Regions from separate parts of the Homo sapiens genome. Here region 1 is linked to region 2. A link is an interaction called in ENCODE POLR2A ChIA-PET data of the cell type or tissue named here. Cell type or tissue: MCF 10A. All regions are shown on one strand.

Evidence for each region. Peaks named below come from ENCODE experiments on the same cell type or tissue, not always from the same donor. Only the 100,000 strongest peaks of a DNase experiment are listed, where the experiment ranks them.
Region 1: POLR2A ChIA-PET joins it to region 2 with 5 read pairs; 2 of 35 experiments call an interaction of 5 or more read pairs at or near these places.

The regions. Positions count from the first base shown.
Region 1 is chr16:68,697,401-68,702,400 of GRCh38, reverse strand. It overlaps CDH3 (cadherin 3), which reads right to left. Exons shown (of 16, transcript NM_001793.6): 16 at 2,109-4,210. The coding sequence ends at 4,001. Among named protein-coding and RNA genes, the nearest start is that of CDH1, 37 kb to the left of the region's middle. RefSeq lists a cis regulatory region at 2,658 and an enhancer at 2,586-2,730. In MCF 10A, no CTCF peak of the experiment used is centred here; a DNase peak (open chromatin) is centred at 2,080.
Region 2 is chr16:68,588,239-68,593,238 of GRCh38, reverse strand. No RefSeq gene overlaps it. Among named protein-coding and RNA genes, the nearest start is that of ZFP90, 51 kb to the right of the region's middle. In MCF 10A, CTCF peaks have their summits at 548 (motif pointing right) and 2,591 (motif pointing left); a DNase peak (open chromatin) is centred at 2,538.

The DNA of each region.
Region 1 (5,000 bases), 110 kb before region 2:
CCGACCCCACCGTAGAATGCAGGACTGGCTTTGAAGCATCTGCACAAGTGGATGCTGCAAGTTGTTTGACATTGTTAAGGGCAAAAAATTAGAATGACCAATATCTATGGATTGTGGTGACATTAAATAACACATCCAAACTGGATGTGTTGGGGACAGTAAGTCAATATGCCATGTTATGAAAAGGTATAATGCAAAGCATGTGTGTAGGCTGGGCACAGTGGCTCACGCCTATAATCCCAGCACTTTGGGAGGCCGAGGTGGGCAGATCACTCGTCGAGGTCAGAAGTTCGAGACCAGCCTGGCCAACATGGTGAAACCCCGTGTCTACCAAATATACCTATCTATAGATATATCTATAGATATATATATTTTTTAGATGGAGTTTCACTCTTGTTGCCCAGGCTGGAGTGCAATGGCACAATCTTGGTTCACTGCAACCTCCGCCTCCCGGGTTCAAGTGACTCTCCTGCCTCAGCCTCCCAAGTAGCGGGGACTACAGGCGTAGGCCACCACACCCAGCTAATTTTTGTATTTTTAGTAGAGACGAGATTTCACCATCTTGGCCAGGCTGGTCTCGAACTCCTGACCTCATAATCCGCCCGCCTCAGCCTCCCAAAGTGCTGGGATTGCAGGCGTGAGTCACCGCGCCCGGCCCAAAAATATTTTTTAACTAAAATACAAAAGAATAGCTGGGCATAGTGGCAGGCGCCTGTAATCCCAGCTACTTGGGAGGCTGAGGCAGGAGAATCACTTGAACTTGGGAGGTGGAGGTTGCAGTGAGCTGAGATCGTGCCACTGCACTCTAGCCCCGGGGGGAGAGTGAGACTCTGTCTCAAAAAAAAAAAAAAAAAAATTGTGTGTAATGCACAGGAGAAACAGATCCTGGAAGGAGGCACACCAAAGTGTTGAAACACAAAATTCAAAGGACCGATGGTCCTCATCATGGCCAGCACATCAGTTGTTTCTGGTTAGTGTCCACTCTGCGTGGTTAGCGCTGGTGTCTTACCAATGCAAATGTTTTTACTTATTACAGGCACTAAGGATCAGAGTCCTAAGCTTCTGTTTTGCAGATGAGAAGCAGGCCCAGAGTGAGAGAGTGACTTAATATTGTCCCCATCACAGAGCCCAGGCTCTGATTCTTTCTAAACCTCTCGGGGGCTGGTGACTGGTTCCATTGCCAGGGGACTCTACATCCATCCACCGAGGCCAGTTGAGGCTGGGAAAGGCTGTTTTTCCTCCAAATATCTCAGGGGAGGAAGGCCAGCCTAAACAGGGGCTGCTTGGTTTCATGATTAGCCTCTGCTGAAGATAGAGTTTCTGATTTATCCAGGCTTCTCTGAAGGGAGTTGAAGATAACGGGCAGCAGGTGTTTGCTAGCAGAGACACCCAATCCTCCCACACTCCCTGTCAGCAAAGACAGCCCTGGCAGAGGGGAATCTGAGGCCCCAGCTCAGTGGGAGAGGCAGGAGGCGGCTTTGTCCTGAGGGTGCCATGGACCAAGGACAGGTGAGCTTTCTCATCCGACTTCATACCCTTTTGTTGTTGAGATAGGGTCTCACTCTGTCGCCTGGGCTGGAGTGCAGTGGCGTGATCTCGGCTCACTGCAACCTCCACCTCCCGGATTCATGAGATTCTTGTGCCTCAGTTTCCCAAGTAGCTGGGATTATAGGCGCCACACCCAGCTAATTTTTGTATTTTTAGTACAAAAATGTGTGTGTAGGCCGGGCACGGTGGCTCACGCCTATAACTCTGCACTTTGGGAGGCCGAGGCGGGCGGATCAGGCCAGGCTGGTCTCGAACCCCTGACCTCAAGTGATCCACCCACCTCAGCCTCTTAAAGTGTTGGAATTACAGGCGTGAGCCATGGTGCCCAGCCCCAACTTCATTTCCTTTTGGTTTCTCCATCCAAAGTCTGAGGCTTCAGGCTCCTTGGCCTCATCCTTCAGAGTCTTGGCAGCAAACCTGAGTGTGCAGGAGCATCCCACGGAGGGCTTGTCAACCCACAGCAGGGCCCTGCCTAGAGGTTCCGATTCAGCAGGTGGCACCGATAACTCCGGTTCAGGGTCTGTGCTTTGAGCAGAGACGCTTTACAGAATTAGTCATCCTCATGGAAGGAAATGTTTATTTCAACATCAGCAATTTCCTCAGCTTCACTTCAGATTCTTTTGGCTAATTGCAAAGATGACTTTGAACTTCACGTTAACAAGGGCACAAACAGAATTGTTCTATCACTGCTGCCTATTCCTGATTCCTGCATTTATGCCCTGGTATTGTCAGGAATGTTCCAATTTCACTGACATCTTGGGTAGGTTCTCTTAATTTTGTTTTGCTTGATTTCGATGATGACCAGATGTCATTTAAAAAAACAAATACAATGTGGCCATTCTTTAAAGGAGAAAGTCCCCTCAGAGGGTGATTGTGAGGATTTAGAGGAAATAATCGAAGTCCTGTCTGGCCTTTAAAAGTACTGAATAAATGGTAGCTGTTACCAACTAACAGATTGCATGGACCATGTGCCAGATATTAATTCACTTAATCTCCACAAAAACTCCCCATTTTGTAAATGTAAAATCTGAGGCAACTGGAGGTTAAATGATGTGCCAGCGCTGGGCGCGGTGGCTCAAGCCTGTAATCCTAGCACTTTGGGAGGCCGACGTGGGCGGATCACGAGGTCAGGAGATCGAGACATCCTGGCTAACACAGTGAAACCCCGTCTCTACTAAAAAAACACACACACTCAAAAAAAATTAGCTGGGCATAGTGGCAGGCACCTGTAGTCCCAGCTACTCGGGAGGCTGAGGCAGGAGAATGGCGTGAACCCAGGAGGCAGAGCTTGCAGTGAGCCAAGATCACACCACTGCACTCCAGCCTGGGCGACAGAACGAGACTCCGTCTCAAAAAAAAAAAAAAAAATGTGCTAGCAAGTAGCAGAGCTGGCTGTTCCCCAACCCCTGCCTTTCAACAGGGACCCCTCCAGCATAGAAGAGGAAGTCGTCACACACTGTCCTGCAGGGAGGGCAGCCGCTGTTCCAGAAGAGACCTTGCTGGGGCTGTGGAGGGGCTCAGCCTTGGGGTAAGAGGTTAATGGTTCTCTCTCATGGAGCAACTGACTTTGCAAAGGAGGGCAAGTCTCCCCTCCCTGAGCCCACTTAGGCATGGAAGCTGACCCTGAGTATCCCCTGCCATTGAGAGGAAGCTTGGGTGAAGCCAGCAGGGTAAACAGAGCCCACTCTTTTTGCAGAACTCTGAAAATTCTAAAAACCATTGAATTGTAAACGTTAAACAAGTGAATGGTATGGTATGTGAGTTAGATGCCAATAAACCTTCTATTTAGAAAACAGTTCACTCCCCAGGCACCTCTGGGAAAAGTTTCTTTAATAAAAAAGTTCTAGTACATATACACGATTGTCCTCACCCTTCATCTATAGCAACGCAACAGGGAAAATAAAAAATAAGGGGCAACCTAGGCACACTCAGTATAAAAACGCAGAGATCCATCCGAATGGGAGGCATTGGGGTCTGGAAACCAGAAATGCAGGACGGCCAGTGGGCCCAGCAGCTCTGGGCTGCACTTTTGAAGAACTTTCTCTAACGTTTTGAAGATAGCATTAAAAAAAAAAATTAAGTTGCACCAGGAGGCCTAAGAAGGTTCCATTCCAGAGAGAAAGTCCACTGTAGGTCAGTCACAGCAGGCCCAGGCCCAGGACACAGGGTTGAGCATTTTACGGCAGGTAAGAGGCTTCTGGAAACTTGGCCTCTGAGGCAACCCTGGCCCAGGTGGAGAGGTTTTCAGTGCTGAAGTCAAACTGCCCACATTCCTCCATCCTGAAAGGCTAAGGAAGCCACCACTCTAACGTCAGACTCATAGCCTGTCTCCGCCAAGTTGCTACGGCCACTTCCTGACAAGCTCCGAAGTCCTCAGCTGAAGGGGGAACTGAGACCCCTTGGAGATGCTCTGTGGCCTGACGTTTGGTCCCCAGCCCTGCAGGCAGGCCGCCTAGTCGTCCTCCCCGCCACCGTACATGTCTGCCAGCTTCTTGAAGCGGCTGCCCCACTCGTTCAGATAATCGTAATCTTGGTCTTGGTCGGAGGCGGAGGAGGTGAGGGAGCTCAGGGACGCGGCGTCGGAGCCGCTGCCCTCATAGTCGAACACCAAGAGGGTGTCGTAGGGCGGGGCTGTGGGGTCTGTGTTAGCCGCCTTCAGGTTCTGCGGCAACAGAGAACAGGTAGTTAGGAGCGGCGGGTCCTGCCTCTTGCCAGCTGCAAGCCTCCATTTCCTCTCTGTGAGCCCCTCTCTCCCCTCCCCTAAAGGTTTTGGAGGTAGAAATGAAAGAATGCGTTATTCATGCAGAATTCATTCACTCAGGGACCAGCAGACAGCAAGTGCTCAGTGCAACACAGGCCAGGGGGTAAGGGCAAGGACTGAAATCAGACAGCCCGGGCCAGAACTCACACCACACACTAGCTTTGTGGCCTTGGGCGAGTCCCTTAACCACTCTATGCCTGTTTCCTTGTCTGTAAAATGACAATAGTTTTTTTCTTCCTTTTTTAAAGGATGCATGCCTGTGACACAGCCTCGGGAGGTACTGAGGACATGTGCCTCCGTATAGTTTTAAAGGAACAGATGAATGAGTAAATGAGTAAATACCTGTAAAGCAGTTATTAGAATAGCACCTCGCAACAATAGCTATCATTATCTAATAAGCGCTACATGCTAGGTCAGTAGTTCCGAAACTTAAATTATCTGGAGAATCTTTTATAAATTCTGAAGCCCAGGCCACACCCAGTTCAATTATATCACAATCTTTGGAGGTGAGCTGAGGCATCAGTGGTTTCTGAAGGTGCCCAGGTGATTCCAACACGCAGGCAGGGTCGGGAACCACTGTGCTGGCACTGTCCTAGCTGCCTGCTCGTTCAATCCTTGAAGTCTTCTACAGCAGAGGCTCCAAACTTTGCCCCCCAGGTGCAATCACCTGGGATCTATAATCCAAACCCAG
Region 2 (5,000 bases):
CCAGAGAAGTGAGTTGAATGGCATGTTTTTAACTGTTATACCTCCCTGTGAAGTCATTCATTCATTCGGCAAATACTTATTGAGGACCTACTATGTGCCAGTATTGGGGATATAGCAGTGAACAAAGCAGGCAAAGACTTTCGTCTTCATGAGGGGTGGGAGCAGTGAGATAAGACCCTAGACAGCCCACGCTTGGTATCTCATGCCTGTAGACCCAGCCACTTGGGAAGCTGAAGTGGGAGGATCACTTGAGCCTGGGAAGTGGAGGCTGCAGTTAGCCATGATTGCATCATGCACTCCAGCCTGGGTGACAGAGACCCTGTCTCAAAACAAGCAAACAAACAAAGACATTAGGCAGTAAACAGTAAATAAGATAGATACATTAAAGTGGGGTGAACAGATAGAAAGTTACTGTGTTATAAGGGGTAGTCAGGGAAGACTTACATTTGAACTGACACCTGAAAGTGGGGAAGGAGCCAGCCCAGCGAAGAGCAATTCTGTAAGTGAATACAGCAGTGAATAGAACAGTGAAAAATCCCTATGCTGACAGAGTTTACACACCACCAGAGGGAGACAGACAGCAAATATAATAAGTCAATTATATGACATGTCAGGAGGTGATAATTGCTATGGGGAAAAAGTAGAGCAGGGTAAGGGGGTGTATTAGTCTGTTTTCACACTGTTGATAAAGATATATCCAAGACTGGGTAATTTATAAAGAAAAATAGGTTTAATGGACTCACAGTTCCTCGTGGCTGGGGAGGCCTCATGATCATGGTGGAAGGTGAAAGGCATGTCTTACATGGCGGCAGGCAAGAGAGAGAATGAGAGCCAACAAAAAAGGAAACCCCTTATAAAACCATCAGATCTCGTGAGACTTATTCACTACCACAAGAATAGTATGGGGGAAACTGCCCCCATGATTCAATTATCTCCCACATGGTCCCTCCCATAACACATGGAAATTATGGGAGCTACAATTCAAGATGAGATTTGGGTGGGGACACAGCCAAACCATACTGGGGGCTAGACTAGTTAATGAAGGTCTTGCTGAAAAGCTGATATTTGAACAAAGACTTGAGGATGAGGGAGGAAACCATGCTCTTCATGGGGAACATTACGCGTGTCAGGAATAGCAAGTGCAAAGTTCCTGTGGCAGGAATGTGCCCAGGTTTTTTGAAAGGCAGCAGGGAGGCCTGGGTGACCCTGGGTTTATTGGGCTATTTGTCCCACATCTTAGATGTAGCTTGTTGCTTCTTGTGATGTCAGATTTGGTTTGGTTTTTTTTTTTTTGGGTGGCGGGGTTGGATAGAAGGAAGGACAGGAAACTGTCACAGATAGCCCAGTGATCAAACTTAGCGTCACAAAATAGCACAAACCTACCCAATGGGCCTCCTGATATGATATAATGGGAAATAGATAACAAGGCCTATGTAATATGGTTACCAAAACGACTTGCCTGAATATAACCATGAATAATAAACAGGACAAATTCCAATTGTGGGACCTTTTACAAGACAACTGCCTGGATTCTTTAAAAATGTCATGAAAGAAAAAATGATGTGAACATTGATTGGCTCTTGGATCACAAATAAAACCACAGCTACACAGGATATAAATGAGACAACGGGACATTTGAGTATGTATCGGTGAGATAATAGCGTTATATCAAGGTTGAGCTTTTTAAGTGTGATAATGGCATTGCGGTTGCCTACAGAGATACAGGCTGAAGTATTCAGGGATGAAGTGTCAGGATGTCTCCAAGTAACTCTCAAATGGTGCAGTCAAGAAAATAAAAATACAATGAAATGCGTGGCAAAATGTGTTGACAACTGATGAATCCAAATGGGAGAAATAAAGGTGTTTGTTGACTGTACAATTTTAAAGCATTTCTGTGGGTATGAAGTTTTTCAAAATAATTAGCTGCGAGGAAAAACTAATGCTTTGCTCGTGGGGATGCCGGCTGCTCCTGCATCCCACCACGGGCCCCTCGGATGTGTGGATTTGCAGGTCTCGTTGTTTTATTTATTTATTTAATTTATTTATTTAGAGATGGAGTTTCACTCTTTCGGCCAGTCTGGAGTGAAGTGGGGATTCTCCTGCCTCAGCCTCCTGAGTAGCTGAGATTACACCCACCTGCCACCACGCCCAGCTAATTTTTGTATTTTTTGGCAAAGACAGGGTTTCGCCATGTTGGCCAGGCTAGTCTCAAACTCCTGACCTCAGGTGATCCACCCGCCTCGGCCTCCAAAGTGTTAGGATTACAGGCGTGAGCCAGCGTGCCCAGCCAGGTCTCATTATTTCTGATGCTCAACCTGATCCCTGCTGTTGCCGGGTGCCCCATATCTCTTCTTCTTGCATACAGGACCTGTGACCTGTGGATGGACGTCGCCAAGAGCAGGTATCTCATCAGAGAAGGAGAAATTCCAGCGTCGTTTAAAGGAGGGAAGGGAGAAAAGAAGGAAGAAAAGGAGAGGAAGCCAAACAAGCTCGCCTCTTGCAGGCTTCCTGCGGCCGGGCGGCTACGAGCTCTGCAGTCCTGGGAGCCCTTCACGGCGCATCACCGCCCCCCGGTGGCCACCAGGCAAGCACGCGGCGCCCAGCAGGGAGGTGGAAGGGGTCCTGCAACCCTCGCTCCTGGAGGCTCCCGGGAGAGCTCCTGGCAGGCCAGCGCCCGCAGAATCCTAGCCTGTTCACCTTGGGTTAGCACATTGTAAAAAGCAACTACTATGAGCTGAGCACGGTGCAGGTGCAGGTGCTCTGTAGCTATTAACTCACTTAATCCTCACATCAGCTTTAATAGGTGAGATTATGGTAGCCCCCATTTTACAGAAAAACTCAGGCTCAGAAAGGGAATGCAGATTGCCCAGGCTGGTCTTGAACTCCTGGCCTCAAGGGATCCTCCTGCCTTGGCCTCCCAAAGTCCTGGGATCCCACGTGTGAGCCACCTCACCTGGCCTGGGGCCTGTGTTTTAACTAGCAAAGACTGCACAGCTAGAGTTGCACCTTCTAACTCCAGGTCCAATGCATGGCCCACGACAGTACACCTGTTTTTTGTTTGTTTACTTTCCACATGTGATGATGATAACAAAATAATAGCAAGACACATCTATAGTGCTGACCATGGGCCACACATAGTGCAACATATTAACCCATTTAATCTGCAACAGCCCTACAGGTTACATTCTATTAAGACGGCCATTTTACCGTTGAGGAAACTTAAGTACAGAGAGCTTAAGAAATTTGCTGGACATGGTGGCTCGCATCTATAGTCCTAGCTACTCAGAGGCTGAGGCAGAAGGATGGCTTGAGCCCAAAAGTTTGAGACCAACCTGGGCAATATAGTGAGACCCTCGTCTCTATAAAAAATAAAAAATTAGCCAGGAGTGGTGGCAGTACCTGTAGTCCCAGCTACTTGGGAGGCTGAGCTAGGAGAATCACTTGAGCCTGGGGAGGTCGAGGCTGCAGTGAGCCGTGATTACGCCACTGCACCCCAGCCTGGGTGACAAGAGTGAGACCCTGTCTCTAAAAAAAGAAGGTTTTGTCCCAGGTCACTCAGAGAGCAAGGAGTATTGACTGGAATAGTATTGAGCAATGCTGGGATTGTCTGTTTATTCCGTTTATAAATGTTTATTGAACACCTACTAAGTGCAAGACCCTGAACTAAGACCTCAGCGTGCAGGGAGGGAGAAAGACGACAAACAATGCTGTTGAATTGAAAAATGAAAAATGCGAGGGAGGAGCCAAGATGGCCGAATAGGAACAGCTCCGGTCTACAGCTCCCAGCGTGAGTGACGCAGAAGACGGGTGATTTCTGCATTTCCATCTGAGGTACCGGGTTCATCTCACTAGGGAGTGCCAGACAGTGGGCGCAGGCCAGTGTGTGTGCGCACCGTGCGCGAGCCGAAGCAGGGCGAGGCATTGCCTCACCTGGGAAGCGCAAGGGGTCAGGGAGTTCCCTTTCCGAGTCAAAGAAAGGGGTGACGGACGCACCTGGAAAATCGGGTCACTCCCACCCGAATATTGCGCTTTTCAGACCGACTTAAGAAACGGCGCACCACGAGACTATATCCCACACCTGGCTCAGAGGGTCCTACGCCCACGGAATCTCGCTGATTGCTAGCACAGCAGTCTGAGATCAAACTGCAAGGCGGCAACGAGGCTGGGGGAGGGGCGCCCGCCATTGCCCAGGCTTGCTTAGGTAAACAAAGCAGCAGGGAAGCTCGAACTGGGTGGAGCCCACCACAGCTCAAGGAGGCCTGCCTGCCTCTGTAGGCTCCACCTCTGGGGGCAGGGCACAGACAAACAAAAAGACAGCAGTAACCTCTGCAGACTTAAGTGTCCCTGTCTGACAGCTTTGAAGAGAGCAGTGGTTCTCCCAGCACGCAGCTGGAGATCTGAGAATGGGCAGACTGCCTCCTCAAGTGGGTCCCTGACCCCTGACCCCCGAGCAGCCTAACTGGGAGGCACCCCCCAGCAGGGGCACACTGACACCTCACACGGCAGGGTATTCCAACAGACCTGCAGCTGAGGGTCCTGTCTGTTAGAAGGAAAACTAACAACCAGAAAGGACATCTACACCGAAAACCCATCTGTACATCACCATCATCAAAGACCAAAAGTAGATAAAACCACAAAGATGGGGGAAAAACAGAACAGAAAAACTGGAAACTCTAAAACGCAGAGCGCCTCTCCTCCTCCAAAGGAACGCAGTTCCTCACCAGCAACAGAACAAAGCTGGATGGAGAATGATTTTGACGAGCTGAGAGAAGAAGGCTTCAGACGATCAAATTACTCTGAGCTACGGGAGGACATTCAAACCAAAGGCAAAGAAGTTGAAAACTTTGAAAAAAATTTAGAAGAATGTATAACTAGAATAACCAATACAGAGAAGTGCTTAAAGGAGCTGATGGAGCTGAAAACCAAGGCTCGAGAACTACGTGAAGAATGCAGAAGCCTCAGGAGCCGATGCGATCAACTGGAAGAAAGGGTATCAGCAA